2 separate regions of the Homo sapiens genome follow, and region 1 is linked to region 2. A link is a contact called in ENCODE Hi-C or POLR2A ChIA-PET data. All regions are on one chromosome and are shown on one strand. The core of a region is the stretch at or near the end of the contact, and the rest is flanking DNA. Distances in the headings are between cores, read along the strand shown. Region 1 has its middle 68 kb from the start of COQ2. Region 2 overlaps LIN54 (lin-54 DREAM MuvB core complex component).

Region 1 (2,700 bases), core at 90-2,589, 230 kb after region 2:
TGCAATGCTTATCAAAGATTCCAATGTCATTGTTTATAGAAATAGAAAAAAAATACTAAAATCCATATAGAATCTCAAAAATAGCCAAAACATCTTGAGAAAGGAAAACAAGGCTGGAAGCCTCACACTTCCTGATTTTAAAGCATTACAGAGGTAGGGTAATTAAAACAGAATGTCACTGACATAAAGACAGACATATAGACCAATGGTACAGAATAAGGAGCCCAGAAATAAACTCTCATGTATATCATCAAATGATCTTTGACAAGAGTGTCAAGACAACACAATGGGGAAAGGATAGTTTCTCAACAAATGGAATTGGGAAAACCGGATATCCACCTGCAAAAGAATGAAATTGGACTCTTGACTGTACAAAAATTAACTGAAAATGTATTAAAGACCTAAATGTAAGACCTGAAGCTATAAAACTCTTAGGAGAAAATATAGGAGGAAATCTTCATGACATTGGATTTGGCAATGATGTCTAGTGTATGACACAAAAGCACAGGTGACAAAAGCAAAAATAGCAAGTGGGACTGCAAAAACTTCTGTGCAGGAAAGGAAACAATCAACAGAGTGGAAAGGCAACCTGCAGAATGGGAGCAAATATCTGTAAACCATAGATCTGATAAGGAGTTAATATCCAGAATATATAAAGAACTCCTACAACTCAACCACATAAAAATAAATAATTCGATTAAAAAATAGGCAGGCTGGGTACAGTGGCTCATGCCTGTAATCCCAGCACTTTGGGAGGTGGAGGCAGGCGGATCACCTGAGGTCAGGAGTTCGAGACCAGCCTGACCAACATGGAGAAACCCCGTCTCTACTAACAATACAAAATTAGCTGGGTGTGGTGGCGCATGCCTGTAATCCTAGCTACTCAGGAGGCTGAGGCGGGAGAATCGCTTGAACTCAGGAGGCAGAGGTTACAGTGAGCTGAGATTGTGCCATTGCACTCCAGCCTGGGCAACAAGAGTGAAACTCCGTCTCAAAAAAAAAAAAAAAAACCAAAAAAACAAATTAATTGCAGCTTTTGCCATTTTTTTTTAAATATGGAAACCACAATTACTTTTGCAGCAATCTAATAAAGTAGTCAAACTCCTAGAAACAGAAAGTGAATGGTGGTTAACAGGGGCTGGGGGAGAGGGGAATAGGAAGTTCTTTAATAGGTGTTTCTGTATGGGAAGATTAAAAAGTTCTGGAGATAGACCATGGTGATGATAGCACAACATGTGAATGTACTTACTGCCACTGAATGGTGCACTTAAAAATGGTTAAGATGGGTCCTGGGCAGGGTGGCCCACTCCAAGGCCTGGGTGCAGTGGGAGGGTCCTGACGTGGTGTCCCTAGAGGCCCTCCCTGCCCCTTTCTCCCCCTGAAAGGCGTGTGTCCCCTCTCTGTACCTCGCTGGAAGCCCAGCCGCTGGCGCAGCACGTGTTCCTGGCATACCAGGCTCACGTGCATGTTAGTGAGCCACAAGATGCAGGGATGGAGAAGAAAGCCTTCGCCTACCAGTAGCTGCCTGCTAGGCACCAGGGGATGGGCTGATTTGCTCCAGAATGAATCCACATCAGGAATAGCAGTTACAATTGAGGCCGCCACCTGATTAAGTCTGTAGTAATCTCTCATTCTCCAGATCTGCCTGTCTTCTGCAAAGGCCAAACAGGCCAAGTGAGGACACCTTGAGATGGTGGACCCCCGCCAGCTGGGAAGAGGACCCTCACCTGACCATGCTGATGCTCTGATTGCAGACTTCCAACCTCCAGAACTGTGAGAAAATAAATATTTGTTGCTTAAACCACACACAAAATGGGCTAAGATGGTGAATTTTATGTATATTTTCCCACAGATACACACATACACACAAGATATACTTGAACAACACCCGCGGGGATTCTGATTAATCTGGGGCTTGGGAAAATGCATTTCAAATATGCGACTGAGGTGGTTTTGATAGGGGTAAACAAGAAGTGAAAGAAACAGGAAGATGAACTGTTACCCGTAATGTGAGAAACCTATGAGGAAGCTGAACCACCCTGTGGGGTTCTGTCACTGGGAGTGACTTCCTGGTGTTCTGCTGAGCTACTCATTTTTCACTGTTTTGGTTATTGAGGTTGAACTGCTTGAATGAAAGGTGCGATACTGGGCTCTGGGTGGGGAGAGCAAAATCTGTTAATCTCAGGGGAGATGATCAAATACAAGAAGTGCAGAACTGAAGCTCTCAAAGGGACCTTGGTAACTTCTAGCAGCTCAGCTCTCCACTTCCTCCTCTGTGCAGTGGGAAAATGAAGCCCAGTTTACGTGTTGTTATTATAGAGACCAAATGAGATAAAAGGTGTGAAAGTGTTTTTTACTTTTTAATCAATTACTCAGTTTACTCATAGGGTGAGTGCTTAAATATGGGCTCCATAAAGGGTCAGGGCAAAAGTTCTCAACCCCGAGTACATATTAACATTACTTGAGGAGCTTTGAAAAATACCCAGATTGACCTCCTCCCCTCCACGATTCTCAGTCCACTGGTCTGGGGAGGGCACCGAGTTTGGGCATTTTTTAAAAATCTCTCAGGTTTTTCTACTGGCAGCCAGGCTTGAGCACTACCCCTCTATTAGTGGTGAATTCTAAGTGGTAAAACGGGAAAGGCTTAATCAAGAAGGACTTGTTTGAGCTAGACCTTATGTAAGATTTGAGGAATAATAT
Region 2 (2,700 bases), core at 10-2,509:
AACTATGATGAATAATTCTGCTATAAACTGCTATAAATACTTAGGTTCAAGTTTTTTCAGAAAATACGTTTTTCATTTCTTTTGAGTAAATATCTAGAAGATCTGGCAATTCCTTCTAGGTGAATCACATGGTAAGTTTATTTTTAATTTTGCATGAAACTGCTAAACTATTTCCCAACTTAGCTGTACCATTTTATACACCCTCCAGCAATGTATGAGAGTTCCAGCTGCTGCACAGCCTCACCAACAATTGGTATTGTCAGTCTTCTGTTGGTCTTTTCAACTCCAGCCATTCTAGCCTATGTGAAGTGATATCTCATTGTGTTTTTAATTTGCAATTCCCAGATGATTAATGACTCTAGCCTCTTTTCATGTGCATATTGTCTGTCTGTATATCTTCCTTTGACAAGTTCCTGTTAAATTTTTTTTTCTTTTAAAAATACTGGGTTTGGCCGGGCGCGGTGTCTTATGCCTGTAATCCCAGCACTTTGGGAGGCCGAAGCAGGCAGACCACAAGGTCAGGAGATCGAGACCATCCTGTCTAACATGGTGAAACCCCATCTCTATTAAAAATACAAAAAATTAGCCAGGCGCGGTGGTGGGTGCCTGTAGTCCCAGCTACTCAGGAGGCTGAGGCAGGAAAATGGCGTGAACCCGGGAGGCGGAGCTTGCAGTGAGCCAAGATCACGTCACTGCACTCCAGCCTGGGCAACAGAGCCAGACTCTCTCTCAAGAAAAAAAAAAAATACCAGGTTTACAGTCTTATTGAATTGGATGAATTCATTATGTATACTGTGAAGTTATCAGTCACTTATAACATCTTAAAGGACTCACTAGGGTTTTGGGACACCAAAGTACTAGCACTTCTTTATGTCGCTCTTCCTGATCAAAGAATCCCCTCTGGCACTTATGGGAATTCACAGCACAAGAATGTAAAAGTATCAACATCAAATATACATCAGCAATGACAATCACAACAACAATATACAACAAAGGGCTCCACTCACAATGTCACACTAGCTTTCTTCCCCAAACCCCAAGAGTTGAATCTGGATACTACCCCCAACGAATGATGATTTAGTTCCTATATCCAACAGAACCATAAAAGTTTGACTCCTTCCTCTCCCTGAAGTTCTTCCAGCATATTTAGACATAGGGGTATGGCCTTTGGTCCCCATAAGGACACACAGACATCAGCCCAACCCCTATTAATCTTTCTCTTTAAAGCACCTGAAATTAAAGAGTAGGAGGAGGGAGAGGTCAGGCCACAGAGGGAGACTGTGGCTTTAGAGCAGTAAGCAAAGCTTGCATTTACTTTCATTTTCAAGCATTAACCCCTGCAGCTCAACCAAACTTCTAAGGTTTTGAATCCACCTAAAGCTCTATATCCTTATTGTGGACACCATATGTTCTGCTTTGAGGGCTCCTTAACTCAGCAGCTATAGCCACATTGCCTTTCAGCAGAGCAGGGGCCATGAAGTTGAGTGTACAACAACCAAAGCACCATTCAGGTGGTATGTTTCAATCCTACCTCTCAACTAAGCCTCTAAATTATTCATTAACAGGTAGAACAGTGGAGGACTTTCATTCTCCCCATCCCCACTGCCCTTGCCCACCACCTGGGTGAGACCATTCACTAACAGATGCCAGAGAGAATTTTCATATCTCCTAACCTAGCCCAAGAGGCCCTCATCCTTCCTCCTTCAGAATGCCATGCCTGTCAGCACCCCATCCTCATGGCCAAAACTATCAAGAACTGTGAGGGTCTGAGACTTTCAACTCTCTTTGAAAGCTAACAAAGTAGCCTAGTAATCTTCCATGGATACCGGCAGAAGACACAGTAGTCATGTGTCAGAGACAAAAGGACTTTTGACTCACAGTACAGCAAGGAACATGAGCATTATGTGTGTATCAGTTCCCCCATATCCCCCAAGTCCCGCAGGGAAGACACAGGGGGGTCCAGGTAGATGCCACATATGCAGTAGGTTTGTATCATAACTTAGGAACCCTGAGCTTAGGTAACACAAATCTTTTTTTTTTTTTCTGAGACAGAGTCTCACTCGGTCGCCCAGGTTGGAGTGCAGTGGCGCGATCTCGGCTCATTGCAAGCTCCGCCTCCCAGGTTCATGCCATTCTCCTGCCTCAGCCTCCTGAGTAGCTGGGACTACGGGCGCCCGCCACCACGCCCGGCTAATTTTTTGTATTTTTAGTAGAGACAGGGTTTCACCATGTTAGCCAGGATGGTCTCGATCTCCTGACCTCGTGATCCGCCCGCCTCCGCCTCCCAAAGTGCTAGGATTACAGGCGTGAGCCACCGCGCCCAGCCAGGGAACCCAAATCTTTTATAACGGGCCAAAGCAAACCTGCTCTTTGCCCAGAGGGAGATATTATCTTTATTATACTGGACAATAAGCAAATCTGCCCTTTGCTACAGAGGGAGATGCTATATCATCCCAGGCTGTTTGCTATACACATATCCTTGAAAAGATCATTTAAAACAAAAGGGCTGTCACTGCCTCACTGGTAAGAGGTACAGAAATGCAAGGACCCATGAAGAAGTCAGGTGCAATGGCGTGCACCTGTAGTCCCAGCTATTCAGGAGGATGAGATGGGAGGATCGCTTGAGGCCAGAAGTTCAAGGCTGCAGTGCACCACTGTACTCCAGCCTGGGCAACACAGTGACAGCCTGTCTCTTAAGAA

Evidence for each region. A loop is a pair of places that touch in the nucleus more often than their neighbours do. ChIA-PET counts read pairs that join two places held with the same protein, here RNA polymerase II (POLR2A). Pooled maps may share reads with other maps.
Region 1: a pooled map shows a loop between it and region 2 (2.4-fold over the local background). The contact joins two enhancer-like sites. A Hi-C loop is called at or near these places in 2 of 50 pooled maps. POLR2A ChIA-PET finds 5 or more read pairs at or near these places in 5 of 52 experiments (OCI-LY7, SK-N-SH, WTC11 and 2 more).

The regions. Positions count from the first base shown.
Region 1 is chr4:83,215,797-83,218,496 of GRCh38, forward strand. No RefSeq gene overlaps it. Among named protein-coding and RNA genes, the nearest start is that of COQ2, 68 kb to the right of the region's middle. RefSeq lists an enhancer at 1,212-1,281. Within about 2 kb of position 1,340, at least 14 of the 41 ENCODE cell types and tissues checked have a DNase peak (open chromatin) inside an H3K27ac peak, as active enhancers do.
Region 2 is chr4:82,988,457-82,991,156 of GRCh38, forward strand. All of the region lies in intron 1 of LIN54 (lin-54 DREAM MuvB core complex component), which reads right to left. Among named protein-coding and RNA genes, the nearest start is that of LIN54, 21 kb to the right of the region's middle. RefSeq lists enhancers at 1,350-1,399, 1,450-1,559. Within about 2 kb of position 1,260, at least 4 of the 41 ENCODE cell types and tissues checked have a DNase peak (open chromatin) inside an H3K27ac peak, as active enhancers do.